Regions from separate parts of the Homo sapiens genome. Here region 2 is linked to region 1. The links are chromatin contacts, found by Hi-C or POLR2A ChIA-PET in ENCODE. All regions are on one chromosome and are shown on one strand. Each heading gives the region's core, a stretch centred on a gene start or an enhancer-like site at or near the end of the contact. The rest is flanking DNA. Distances are from core to core; before and after follow the strand shown.

Region 1 (6,026 bases), core at 1,412-3,911:
GCTCCTGACCCCCAGGCCTCTGGCCCAGAGACCCTCCCTGTGTGCCCTCCCCAGTCACCTCCAGCACGGCACAGACCCGGCCGCCGGCCAGCACCTGCAGCAGCTGTGTGAGGTGGGCGAAGCACTCTGGCGTGGCCTGCATTTGCCCCTGGAACCAGAGCCATGTGTGATGGGGGACCTGGGCCCCAGGACCCCAGAAGCCCTCCCTGGCAAGGCAAGGCCCTCACCTCAGGGTCCCCGATGGCTGAGTCAAATCCTGCCGAGACCAGCACCAGCTCAGGGTCAAACTACAGGCCAGGCCGGAGTGGGGAGGGTCGACAGAGAGGGGCTGGAGCCCAGGTGAGGGCGAGCCAGGCCCATCCCATCCCCTCCTGAGCACCTTCCCCAGCCACACAGGAGTGGGACAGCTCATAACCCTCCTCCTGCCTTCACTGGCGCACTCCAGGCACAAGGTCCCCCTCCCACCCGGCTGCCCTGGGGGAGCCCTCCGTGCAGTCACCTCAAAGGCCAGTGGGAGCAGCAGGTGCAGGAAGGCAGCCACGTAGTCAGCGTTTCCCATCCCAACCTGGCAGGACATCCCAGGCTACATCCTGAACTGTGGGGCAGGGGAGGGGCCCGGGGGAGGGGGTGGGTGGGGACCTGGGGCTTGAGGGTGAACTGTGGGGGAGGGGAGGGGCCCAGGGGGAGGGGGCTGGGTGGGGACCTGGGGCTTGAGGGTGGGCACCTGGTTCCAGGGCAGGTTGACAGTGAAGCCGAGGCCCTGTCCCCGCCCCACTGCGTCTGCATCTGACTCTCGCAGGAAAGGCCAGAAGCGCCCATGCTCATAGCGGTGCCAGGAGAAGTAAAGGACGCTGCCAACAGCCAGCCAGGGCCAGAGGTCAAAGGTCAGGACCCTCAACAGCTCTACAGCTCCCTGTAGAACGCTGACCCCTGAGCACATGTCTGTATCTCACCCCTGGATTTTCCCAGGCCAGGCTGTGCACCCAAAAACTGGGGCTGCAGGGAAGGGTGGTTTCCGCACCCCTGCTCACCTGGGGTCATCCTCAAAGAGATACTGGATCCCCTGGCCATGGTGCACATCCCAGTCCACGACGAGGATCCTGGGTACAGACAGCGCTGGTGGCAAAGGGGCAGGGCCTCCCACCTCCAGGAGCCCGGCCAGGGATGGGAAGGTGCTGGCTGGGTTCTCTCGCCTCCTGCGCTGCCCCTTGCTGTGTGGCCTGGGCCCACCCCCCTGCAGCCAGCCTGGCACACACCTGTGTAGCCCGTGTTTCTGCTTGGCATGTGCAGCTGCTATGGCCACGTTGTTGAACACACAGAACCCGTTGGCAGCCGCCCTCTGGCCATGGTGCCCGGGAGGCCTACGGCGTGAGAGTAGGATTTGGGTCACGTCAGGGTCGCCCTGGCCCCTCACAGGGCCACCCACGGAGGAGCAGCCAGGGGAAGGGGCAGCTCTCACCTCACCAGGGCAAGCCCATTTTGCACAGCTCCAGTGAGCACAGCGTCCACCAGCTGCAGTCCAGCCCCTGCGGCCAGCCGCGCGCAGTGAAAGGTACTCTGTGGGCGCAGGGGCGCAGATGAGCCCCCTGCCTTCCCTGCTGCCCTTTGCAGGCCATACCCACACTTGTGCCAGGCTGCAAGACACCAGCTGCTGAGCAGAACAGGCCAGCCCCAGGCTCTGGCAGTGCCAGCAGGCAGGTGTGCAGGGCAATGTCATGTGTATGGACCAGGGGACACTGGCTGGGGTTGGCGGCCGTGGCTGTGAACGCTCAAAGGCACGTGCATGTGTGTCTGCACAGGTGAGTGTGTCCGGGGACACGCACCGGGTGGAAGTAGATGGCGTCGAACTGTCCGGACAGCGCCTGCAGCTCCTCCTTGCCTAGGACCTGGGTCTCCCTGACCAGGGATACATACTCTGGGCTGCATGCAGATGGGCAGGCAGGAGAGGCAGGGTCACCAGCAGGAGCAGGGGGGCGGGAGGCGGGGACCTGGGATTCATGGTGGGAGTGGCCACCCTGTCACTTCCTCAAGCCTGTGAGCCCACCCGAGGTGCATAGGGAGAGGCTCTGTATTCGAGGCTGGCAGGCTCGGGGTAGGCCCAGGTTCTTAGGTTTCTAGCTGGGCTGCCCGCCCCGCCCCCCATCGTGGGGCCTGCCCCCGTCCTGACCTGTGCACCAGGCCCAGCTCCTCTTCCGAGGCCTCGCGGGCTGACAACCGCAGACACCTCTGTTCCAGGCCGCGCTGCCGCAGGCGATCCAGGGCTGCGGTCAGGCGCTCAGGACGCTCGATCTCGCACTCGGGGCTGGGGCAGATGAGGAGCTCAGTTCAGAGGTCCCTCCCCGCACCCCACCTCGGCCAGGTCCCACTTACTCGTCCCAGAGCAGCCGGGTGGCCGTCATGTCCTCATGGTACACAAGCGCGGTCCCCATGGCTGCGCCGTGGTCACCCTGGGTTCCCAAACGCCCTCGCTAGTGGTGCCTGCCACTGCCTGTCCCCACCTTCGGCCGGGAGCAGCCGGAGGCCTGGGACCTGCCTGGGGCGCAGGCGGGCGGCGGGCACCGGCCTGGGCGGGAGCGCACAGAACCTAGGCAGGCTCCGGGATCCCAGGCGCGCAGAAGGCACGGAGCGAGGCTGCAGTCGAAGGGGGAGGCTCCCCGCGCCTGGCTTCCGGCTTCCTCGCCTCGGACCTGGGTCCCGCCCCGCGCCCTGCTCCCGGTCGCTATCGCGAGCTCCGCCCCGGAGCGAGGAACCAGCGGGCGCGGAAGCCTCGGCGCCCCGAGCCGCCAGCCCTCGGAGCTGCGCTGCGGCTCCGCCTCCCCATTGGCCCCGCCCCGATCCCCTCCAAGAGGGGCGGGGTCCCCCGGCCTTAGGCGAGTGGTCGCCGCAGCCCCACCCGAACGCCCGTGGCCGAGCCTGCCCATGAGAGCCCCGTTCTGCACCAGCTGGGTCAGGGTCCAGCGCAGCCCCAAGGCCCACCCGGCCCGGGCGCAGGAAGACCTGGGGTGAAAGGCGAGGGGGGCGAGGGGTCTGCAGGGCAAAGGCCACGAGGCGGGAGGAGCCCGCGGGGAGGCAGGTGGCGCTGCGGCCGGCTCAGGGCGGTGGTCGTGGCTGCATGGAGGCGCAGCACCGCCCCCGAGGTTTAAGGAGGGAGTGAGTCCGGTTCTAGCTCCAAGAAGACCCCTGGCCCAAGAGCAGAGTCAAGGTCGGTGGAGGTGGGGACACTGGACCGGGGTTGCGGTAGCATGGTGGGGGACTGAGGAAGATAGGAGGCACGGGCACAGCCACGGAGGAAGATGCCCGAGAGGAAACCTGAGGCCCCCTGGAGCCCAGGGGACACCCTGCCCCCGCGGGAGTTCACATCCAGCTGGGTCACAGAATTTTGGGGCCCCCAGTCCTCAGGCCACCTATGGGCCCACACTTTGGGCCCAGTGTGGACAGCAGCCATGCCACAAGTCAGCGTGGCTCCGGAACTGATGGCGATCACGTCCCCCAGGCCCGGATGCCCTGGAGAGGCATGAGGGTCGCTGGGCAGAGAAGGCCCATCTGTCGTGGCAGCTCATCAGGTCCACTTTGGCTGGGCCAGCTGTGGGCATGTCCACCGAGGACACCTGGCCTGCCCTGCCCTGCCCCTCACTGGTCTCTCTGCTGTAACCCCTGCCCTGGGACAGGTTTGGAGGTGCCCATGGCCTGTGTTCCAGCCGCCACCCTTGGAAACACCGAGTGGCCTGCAGAGGGCGGCCTGGGCACGAAGATACCACTGGAGCAGGGTAGTAGGGGCTAGAGGTTTGATCAAGAATAAAACCCAGCCCTCTGCGCTCACCAATCCACCACAGGGGCCAGAGGGGTCTCAACATGTCCAATGTGCCCCGTCCCCCCAGGGACTGGCTGGCGCTCACCACTTCACCACAGGGGTCTCAACGTGCCCAGCGTGCCCCCTCCCCCCAGGGACCTGCTGGCATTGGAGGATGCAGAGAGCTAGGGTAGATCCTAACACTCCTCCCCATCAGGCCCTGCCCCTGGGTCTGGCTTCAGGATCCACACACAGTGGCTTAGAGTCTAAGCCATTAGCAGGTCACCCCGTAAAAGGGGAGGGGCCAAGCCCTAACGTGGGGGTTCGAAGATCACTGGCACAGGCCTGGGGGAAGTGGGCACCAGCTTTGTGGCCTGGGAGAGATGGGATGCTCAGGCCCCCCTCCTGGCTCTAAGGGTCTGAGCTATCAGGCCAGCCTCCTCTACATGCAGGCCAAGGGCCCGGAGGTCTTAAGGTGGGACCCGGCATGAGGACGCACAGCCAGAACAGGGAGCTACAAAAGGGTCTATTTCCTTCCAGCCACGCGGGCACCACACAGCTGATTTACATTCCAGGCTGGGGGTGCAGGAAGGTCCACTGACGTCGCCCAGGAGAGGGGATGTCCCTGAGTTGGTGCCCTGCGCCCACCCTCTGTCCTTCCTCTGCATGGCCCAGAGCAGGCAGGGCTCAGAGGCCAAGGCCTGATCTGGAGCCCCACCAGCTCTGAGGTTTCTGAGAGCACCGGGCAAGTGGGCCACTGCTCCAGGGATCAGAGGCCATCCCCAGGTCGGCCAGAGGTCTTGTCCAGAAAGTTCAGGTGCTCCTCCATGATGGGCGCCCAAGAGCAGAGGCATGGCCGTGGGGAGGAGGGTCCATGGAACCCGGGCGTCTGCTCTGATGGATGCCTTGGGATGCAAGCCCCAGCCAAGGTCAAGGTGGCAACGAGAGTCCCCTCTCAGGTGGAAGGTGAAGGTGGTCCTCACTGCCACCCCGGAGCCCAGAGATCTTCACAGAGGCGTCTCCTTGGAGACCCTGGCCCCCAGCTGCCGGGGAGGCTTGAAGCTGAGCACCTCTTTGTAAGTAACACCTGGCGGGGGTGGGGGGGCGGGCACAACAGAGAGGGGGGTCAGCCTTTGCCTTCCATCCTGGGAGTCGCTCACAGACACGCCTGGCGGTGCCTCGTGGGGCCCTTCTCTAATCCTAATGTGGTCTGAACCACTGAGAGAAGGTTTGTGTGAAGAGGCCATTGCTCTAGATCTGGATTTTCCAGGGAAAGGGGAGGTGGCCAGGGCTTGGCCACATGTCCACCACGGTCTGTCCTAAGAGCTGAGGCCTCAGCCACAGTTGTGTGGGTGGGGACTACAGAGAGGATCCTATGGCCCATGGCTTTCAAGTTATCTTTCTAGCAGCAGAAACCTTTAATCAAACAAAGCCAAACTCATAAGCACACGAATATGCACACAGCGAAGGGTGGAGGCCCTGCTGCGGGCACCCAGGGACCCGTGGTCGTAAGGAGCACATGTGAATCTCAACCCATCCAGCCCCACCCAGCCAGTGTGGAGGACCAAGGTCCCGCACCCGAGGCAGAGCCAGGACAGGGCCTGAAACATGGCACGGCTCCCAGTGTACACCTACTTTCCCCGGGCACACCCACCCCAGGCTGGTCATGCAGCCATGAAGAAGACACAGCCTGCCATCCTGGAGCAGAAATGAAGCCAGGTCCAGCACAGCCTCAGGCCGCAGCATAGCTGCGGGAGCTGGGGAGGCTTCTCTGAGTCCAGCCTGAGGCTGCACAGGCTTTGGCCAGCCCTCCAAGTTGAGGGGATAGCCCCTGGTATAGGGGATGATGGACCCCAGCAGTTGGGGTTGGAGTCTGGACTGCTTAGCGGGGGCTGGGGGAGACAGGCGAGGCCCTGGGGACTGTCTTGGGTATACAGTTGTCCAGGGGGGAGGGATCCTAAAGTGGGGCAAGGAGAGGGCTGGGCGCGGTGGCTCACGCCTGTAATCCCAGCACTTTGGGAGGCCGAGGCGGGCGGATCACGAGGTCAGGAGATCGAGACCATCCTGGCTAACACGGTGAAACCCCGTCTCTACTAAAAATACAAAAAATTAGCCAGGCCTGGTGGCGGGCGCCTGTAGTCCCGGCTACTCGGGAGGCTGAGGCAGGAGAACGGTGTGTACCCGGGAGACGGAGCTTGCAGTGAGTCAAGATCGTGCCACTGCCCTCCAGCCTGGG
Region 2 (7,242 bases), core at 880-3,379, 150 kb after region 1:
TTTCTCTGAGGAGAGTGTGACTTGGGATGGGGGCGGGGGGGCCTGTCCTCACCAGCCTTGTCATCTCTGAGCTTTTCTCTGAGGAGTGTGACTTGGGATGGGGGCAGGGGGCCTGTCCTCACCAGCCTTGTCATCTCTGAGCTTTTCTCTGAGGAGTGTGACTTGGGATGGGGGCGGGGGGGCCTGTCCTCACCAGCCTTGTCATCTCTGAGCTTTTCTCTGAGGAGTGTGACTTGGGATGGGGGCAGGGGGGCCTGTCCTCACCAGCCCTGTCATCTGAGGTTTTAAAGCACGTGCACATATCACTTGTATAAAAAACATGAAAGTCAGGTGTGGTGGCTCACGCTGGTAATCCCAGCACTTTGGGAGGCTGAGGTGGGAGGATCACTTACGCCCAGGAGTTGAAGACCAGCCTGGGCAATATAGCGAGACTCCATCTCTTTTTTTTTTTTTTTTTTGGTCTGAGATGGAGTCTCACTCTGTCGCCCAGGCTGGAGTACGGTGGTGCGATCTCGGTTCACTACAACCTCCGCGTCCCAGGTTCAAGTGATTCTCCTGCCTCAGGCTCCCGAGTTGCTGGGATTACAGACATGCATCACCACACCCAGCTAATTTTTTGTATTTTTAGTAGAGACAGGGTTTCACCATGTTGGCCAGGCTGGTCTCGAATTCCCGACCTCAGGTGATCCATCTGCCTCAGCCTCCCAAAGTGCTGGGATTACAGGCATGAGCCACTGCACCCGGCCCCCATCTCTATTTCTTTATTTAAAAAAAAAAACATATTAAGACTTTTTTTTTTTTTTTTTTGGAAACACAGTCCTTTCTGTCAACCAGGCTGGAGTGCAGTGGCGCGATCTTGGCTCACTGCAACCTCCGCCTCCTGGGTTCAAGCAGTTCTCCTACCTCGGTCTCCTTAGTAGCTGGGACTACAGGCGCACACCAGCATGCCTGGCTAATTTTTTGTATTTTTAGAAGAGACGGGGTTACCATGTTGGCCAGGCTGGTCTTGAACTCTTGAGCTCAGGCAATCTGCCTGCCTCGGCCTCCCAAAGTGCTAGGATAGTGCTAAGATTACAGAAGACACTTTTTTTGAGGCTAGTCAAAGTGCAGCAGTGTTTACACCTAATTGGTCACAAGCAGTTAAGATTTCTTTCTTCCTTCTTCAGTCTGTCTGCGTCACATGACTAGCCTTGTAAATAAAGTGAAACAAAAAACACTTTTTTTGAGAAATAGAATAGGGGCCGGGCGTGGTGGCTCACGCCTGTAATCCTAGCACTTTGGGAGGCTGAGGCGGGCGGATCATGAGGTCAGAAGATGGAGACCATCCTGACTAACACGGTGAAACCCCGTCTGTACTAAAAATACAAAGAATTAGCCAGGCGTGGTGGCCGGTGCCTGTAGTCCCAGCTACTTGGGAAGCTGAGAGAGTAAGTGCACTCCAGCCTGCATGACACAGCAAGACTGTCATCTCTTTAAAAAATAAAAAAAGATGGAGAAGATATAAATATATATGTAGACCAGGAGTTGGCAGACTGTATCTATGAAAAGTCAGAGAGTAAATACTTTAGGCTTTGCAGGTTGTAAGGTCTCTGTTGCAACGGCTCAACTCTGAAGTTGTAGCATGAAAGCAGCTACAGAAAATAGTAAACAAATGGATGGGGCTACATTCCAAGAAGGCTTCATTTATACAGAGCAGCACCTGTGCTTCGCGACTCTGCTATCCTTGCCTAGTGGCACTGCCAGGTTAAACACCGCCTCCCGCAACCTGTTAGCCTTGGAGGTCAGGGTTCTCCTGCAGACCTGGCAGAACACCTCCATGACCACAGGCTCAATTATGGGAGGACTCTTCTTGAAAGTGGAGAATTTGCCTGAGCTGTCTGTGCTCAAGAGAAGCTGCACTTGGTTTGGGTGGATTGGGATCAGGTAGCAGCCACTGACCCTGCTTAATTAAAGCCAGGGGCTGCTCCAGGGAGGTGAGGCCCACACGCTGCCTCTTCCTAAGGCCTCACATGCAGCTAGCCCTGCTTCTGCGGAGCAGCCCTTGGCTGAAAAGCCACTGTGACTGTAAGATGGCTGGTCACCTTCTGGAGTCAGAGCACTGCCTGCCCAGGCCACAGCAGAGGGCGCCACCCCAGGGCTGGAGGCAGCAGCAGTCACATGGTCAGCCCTAGAGCCTGGGGATGCTCCTGGTCTTTTCGTGAGCTCTTGTCTAGTTTGCTTGCCAAGATCTGGATTATTTGAGAAATAAGACAGAAGAGTCAGTAAGAGACACCAAGCTGTCGCTTTCATTACTCATAAAGCAGTGTCATTTATAACTCTGAGCTGTGGGCTTCCTCATTCCTGATTGCAGAATTAGAACTGCTCACCCAGTGGGAAGCAGCAGTGGGTCACAGCGGGCCCCCAGGAAGCACCCCCTGCCGCAGAGAGACTTGCTGCACTCAGGGCAGAACTGAAAGAAAGACAGCGTCTCCACCAAGGGAAACACTGGGAGGAAGGGAACTTTGCCATAACAGTTCCTGGGCCACTGACCATCCACTCCACATCCATTGTCCATCTCCTGTCATGGCTTCTTCCTCTTCTTCGGTTGACTTCCTGTGGTAAATTACACTCTGTTAAAACAGCTTCCTGAGATGGAGTTCGTGGGTGGTGATGTTTAGGGCATCGGGCCTGCGTGTTTGAGACCCTCTGATTAGAAGTTCAGACTGGGCATTACCCCCTGGGCTTTGGGAGCCTCCGTGTTGTCCTCTAGTCTCACAAGTCTGATGTAGCAAGCTCCTGGCTCACGTGTGTCACCTGTTTTCTCTCCTCTCTGAGGGCATTTAGGTTCTTTTCTAAGCCCTATTGTTTCTCAATTTCCCAGTAATGTGGAATTATTCCATGGGTCAGGACAGGGGATCCCCAAAGAGCATCATTGAGCCAAGAGAGTTTCATAGTCAGAGCTTGGGCGAATTTAGTAATAGGTAAGTACAAAATCAAGCAAACAGAAAAATATTGACTCTAAGGGAAAAGTTGTATAAGTAAGCAAAGATATCCCGAGTAGACAAATGAGGTCAACAGTGGATATCCATTTCTTTCATTTGTTGTTCTGGGCTCCCTGAACCCTTTTAGTCTGTACATTTGTGACATTAGCTGAGGGAAATTTCTCATATTGTTTCTTTGATATTTTCCCTCTTTTCTCTTTCTGGGACTTCTAATGAGGTGTTAGATTACTCAAATTAATGCTTTCCTTATTTTTGCTTTTAATGTTTTGTACTTTGCCTTTTTGGCCTACATCTGAGAGACTTCTTCATCTTTTAAGTTCTCATCCTTTTATTGACTTTTCAAAGTTCTACCATTATTTTTTGTTTGTTTTTTAGATGTGAGGTCTTGCTATGTTGCCCAGTCTGGACTCAAACTCCTGGGCTCAAGTGATCCTCCCATCTCAGCCTCCCAAGCAGTTGGAACCACAGGTGCCACCATGCTTAACATCTGTCATATTTTAAAATTTTATTTTTTTTTTGAGATGGAGTCTGGCTCTGTCGCCCAGGCTGGAGTGAAGTGGCACGATCTCGGCTCACTGCAACCTTCACCTCCGGGTTCACGCCATTCTCCTGCCTCAGCCTCCCGTGTAGCTGGAACTACAGACGCCCACCACCACGCCCGGCTAATTTTTTATATTTTTTAGTAGAGACGGGATTTCACCGTGTTAGCCAGGATGGTCTCGATCTCCTGACCTCGTGATCCGCCCGCCTCGGCCTCCCAAAGTGCTGGATTACAGGCGTGAGCCACCGCGCCAGGCCAATTTTTTTTTTTTTTTTCTGAGACAGAGTCTGTCTCGCTCTGTCGCCCAGGCTGGAGTACAGTGATGCGATCTTGGCTCACTGCAAGCTCTGCCTCCTGGGTTCACACCATTCTCCCGCCTCAGCCTCCCTTTTTCTTTTTTCTTTTTTTTTTTGAGACGGAGTCTCACTCTGTCGCCCAGGCTGGAATGCAGTGGCACAATCTCGGCTCACTGTAAGCTTCGCCTCCTGGGTTCACGCCATTCTCCTGCCTCAGCCTCTTGAGTACAGGCGCCTGCCACCACGCCCGGCTAATTTTTTTGTATTTTTTAGTAGAGACAGGGTTTCACCGTGTTAGCCAGGATGGTCTTGATCTCCTGACCTAGTGATCCGCCCGCCTTGTTCTCCCAGAGTGCTGGGGTTACAGGCGTGAGCCACCACGCCTGGCCCATATTTTTAATTTCTAAGAGCAGTTTCTTATTCTCATATATTTTAATAAAAGCTTCAAGTTCTCATTCATGGATACACAGTCTTAATGTGTCATCTCTGAGAACATTGTAGTTTAAAAGAGTTTCCTTCTGTTCTCTACACTTGCTCTCCTCCGTGTGCCTTGTTTTCTGCTTGGTCAGCACCACGCTTCTTTCATAAGTGGGGCCCTAGATCCTGCACAGAGTTTGGGATCTGCATGGGGCTTACTCACCACAGCTTAGAGGCCACTAGTTGACTTTTCTCTTTGTCCCATTATTTTTCCCAGAAAAGAATCCTTCTAGCTCTCCCCTGTGGGGAATGGACCTGTCAGTATCAGGAGCTGAGTTGGGAAGAGGGCTGGGGGCACCCCAGTTTCTTTTTTTTTTTTTTTTTTACCAAGTTCCCTATTTCTGGATGGTGTCTGGTCACCCTGTGGCTGTGCCTGGTGTCCCTGGCCCCAGGAGCCATAAGGAAGGGACATGTCCCACTGCCCTGGCCTGTAAGTTCTCAGCCCACCCTGCCCTTACTGGCCGCCAAATCAGTGTCCAGGCCTCTCTGGAGTTCTGTGGCCTGAATTCTCATCTCTAGTTGATGCCCCTTCTGTGGGCTCCTGAAACTCAGCCTTCCCTGTGCCAAGTCAGTCTTCACGTGGCCGGCTGCTTCAGTCCTCCAGGCTGGTTCGTCGTTTCTGCCTCTCCATTCTTGTCTTTTTAATTCTTTGTGTTATTTGAGATGGAGTTTGAGAGGGAATATGAACAAGCCTGTGTGCTCCATCTGCTGTGTTTGACTGGAATTTCTATACCTTGTATACATTTTTAAAACTACTAGAGCAGCACCTGTCATTTGAAGAATAACTGTAAAATGTTGATAAAGGAAAAAAGAAAATCTTAGTCCCTCCATCTAGAGAATCAGTGTCTTCTAGCTTGGTTTGTGCCATGTGTGCACACGTTTGTCCGTGTGTAGACAAGATGAGTTTGGAGCTGGGTGTGGTGGCTCACGCCTGTAATCCCAGCACTTTGGGAGGCCAAGGCAGGCAGATCACTTGAAGTCAGGAGTTCGAGACCAGCCTGGCCATCATGGTAAAACCCCGTCTCTACCAAAAATACAAAAGTTAGCCGAGCATGGTGGTGCATGCCTGTAATCCCAGCTACACAGGAGGCTGAGACAGGACGTGAACCCGGGAGGCGGAGGTTGCAGTGAGCTGAGATAGCACCACTGCACTCCAGCCTGGGCAACAGAGCAAGACTCTGTCTCAAGAAAAAAAAAAATCAGTTTGTTCCCTGTGGTATTGAGACACTTCTTCAAGGAATGATTTGGATGTTTCTCTGCTTCCTTACGTTTGATCTTCCTCCTCACCCCATGGGATGTGACTTCCTCCCCCTGCCCAGCTCACCGGTCTTAGTGTTAGAGATCTGGTAGACCTGGGGCCTCACTGTGGCCTTTGAGGCTGCCAACCTGGCCCTCCTCTCCTGCTCTCTGGTCCTCCTGCCCTGAGGGACCATGTGTTGTCCACTTGCTGGCCAGCCCCTCTGACATCCCACAGGGTGGGTACTGCCTGCCCCAATTAACAGACAAGGACACTAAAGGCCAGAAAGTTCGGCTAGTGAGGTCGGCTAGTGAGGGGATGAGCTTGGGCCTGCCCCAGCCCCCTGCGCCAGCTCTCAGGCCCCCTCTCTGCCCACACATCCAGCTTGCAGTGCCCCTGTGCCCTGACCCTACTCCATCGGGCCCCAGCCAGGTCCTCTCTCCCAAACCCAAGCCTGCTGGGCCACTCTTTGACCCTCTACACTCCACCTGCCCTTCACAGGCGCTGTTCCTCAGAGCTCTAAAAGTGGCACTTTCTTGTCTGGGCTGATGAGGCACACCCACCCCCCAGCCAGCCGAGATCATTGCGTTTCTTCCCCTTCCACACTTGGTCGGCTGCCAGGCCTGGCCAGCTGTTTCCTATAGAGTCTCTCAAACCCTGGCCCCTCCAGCCGGTCGCGTGGACCACCTTGGCTTAGGTCCAGTGCTAGGGCTGCCTCTCTACCTGGCGGTGGCCACATGTTGGCAAGAGAAGGAAGGTCATAGCAGCTGACCTTGAGCACACATTTGCTGTGTGACAGGCATGGGCAGGCACTGTCACCTGCACATTCTATTTTTTTTTTTTTTTTTTTCTGGAAACAAGAGTCTCGCTCTGTCACCCAGACTGGAGTGCAGTGGCTTGATCTCATCTCACTGCAACCTCTGCCTCCCAGGTTCAAGTGATTCTCCTGCCTCAGCCTCCCCAGTAGCTGGCATTACAGGCGCCCACCACCACACCTGGCTAATTTTTGTATTTTTAGTAGAGATGGGGTTTCACCATGTTGGCCAGAATGGTGTCAATCTCCTGACCTCAGGTGATCCACCTGCCTCGGCCTCTCAAAGTGCTGGGATTACAGGTGTGAGCCACTGCACCCGGCATATATTCTTTTTTTAAGTCAGAGTCTTACTCTGCCACCCAGGCTGGAGTGCAGTGGTGTGATCTTGGCTCACGGCAACCTCTGCCTCCCGGGCTCAAGCCATCCTGCGCCTCCCGGGCTCAAGCCATCCTGCCACCTCAGCCTCCCATGTAGCTGAGACCACAGGCATGTGCCACCTCGCCTGGCTAATTTTTCTTTCTTTCTTGTTTTTTTTTTTTTTTTTTGGAGAGACGGAGTTTCACCATGTTGCCCAGGCTAGTCTCCCACTCCTGAGCTCAAGAGTGATCCACCTGCCCACCCTCCCAAAGTGCTGGGGTTATAGGTGTAAGCCACCGTGCCCGTCCTTACCTGCACGTTCAGATGAGAAAACCCAGACACAGAGAGGACAGGTCACTTGCTGGTGTCAGGACAGGCCTGTTCTGAGACAGCCATTCCTACAGGACGCTCCCACTGGGTGGGCCCTGGGCTCCTCCCCAGCATTCCCAGAGGCAGGGTCATGCACCAGGCCTTGCTATGGGGGCTGCTGTTGAGGGCTGCGTCCTGGGCTGTGGGGTGTACCTCTCCTGGGGCGATGG

What was found. A loop is a pair of places that touch in the nucleus more often than their neighbours do. ChIA-PET counts read pairs that join two places held with the same protein, here RNA polymerase II (POLR2A). Pooled maps may share reads with other maps.
Region 2: a loop to region 1 is called in a map with no recorded cell type, with 3 times the contacts of the local background. The contact joins the enhancer-like site here to the promoter of HDAC10 in region 1. A Hi-C loop is called at or near these places in 1 of 37 single-sample maps with no recorded cell type and 5 of 50 pooled maps. POLR2A ChIA-PET finds 5 or more read pairs at or near these places in 6 of 52 experiments (Caco-2, HepG2, WTC11 and 3 more).

Annotation. Positions count from the first base shown.
Region 1 is chr22:50,248,604-50,254,629 of GRCh38, forward strand. HDAC10 (histone deacetylase 10) reads right to left here and starts at 2,662. Exons shown (of 20, transcript NM_032019.6): 1 at 2,371-2,662; 2 at 2,168-2,302; 3 at 1,824-1,920; 4 at 1,460-1,557; 5 at 1,257-1,361; 6 at 1,032-1,100; 7 at 725-851; 8 at 500-565; 9 at 228-287; 10 at 59-148. The coding sequence starts at 2,429. MAPK12 (mitogen-activated protein kinase 12) reads right to left here. Exons shown (of 12, transcript NM_002969.6): 12 at 4,298-4,877. The coding sequence ends at 4,798. RefSeq lists enhancers at 1,007-1,853, 3,508-3,677 and a silencer at 2,358-3,017.
Region 2 is chr22:50,397,727-50,404,968 of GRCh38, forward strand. All of the region lies in intron 3 of PPP6R2 (protein phosphatase 6 regulatory subunit 2), which reads left to right. Among named protein-coding and RNA genes, the nearest start is that of MIR12114, 6.1 kb to the right of the region's middle. RefSeq lists enhancers at 100-600, 2,010-2,606. Within about 2 kb of position 2,130, at least 23 of the 41 ENCODE cell types and tissues checked have a DNase peak (open chromatin) inside an H3K27ac peak, as active enhancers do.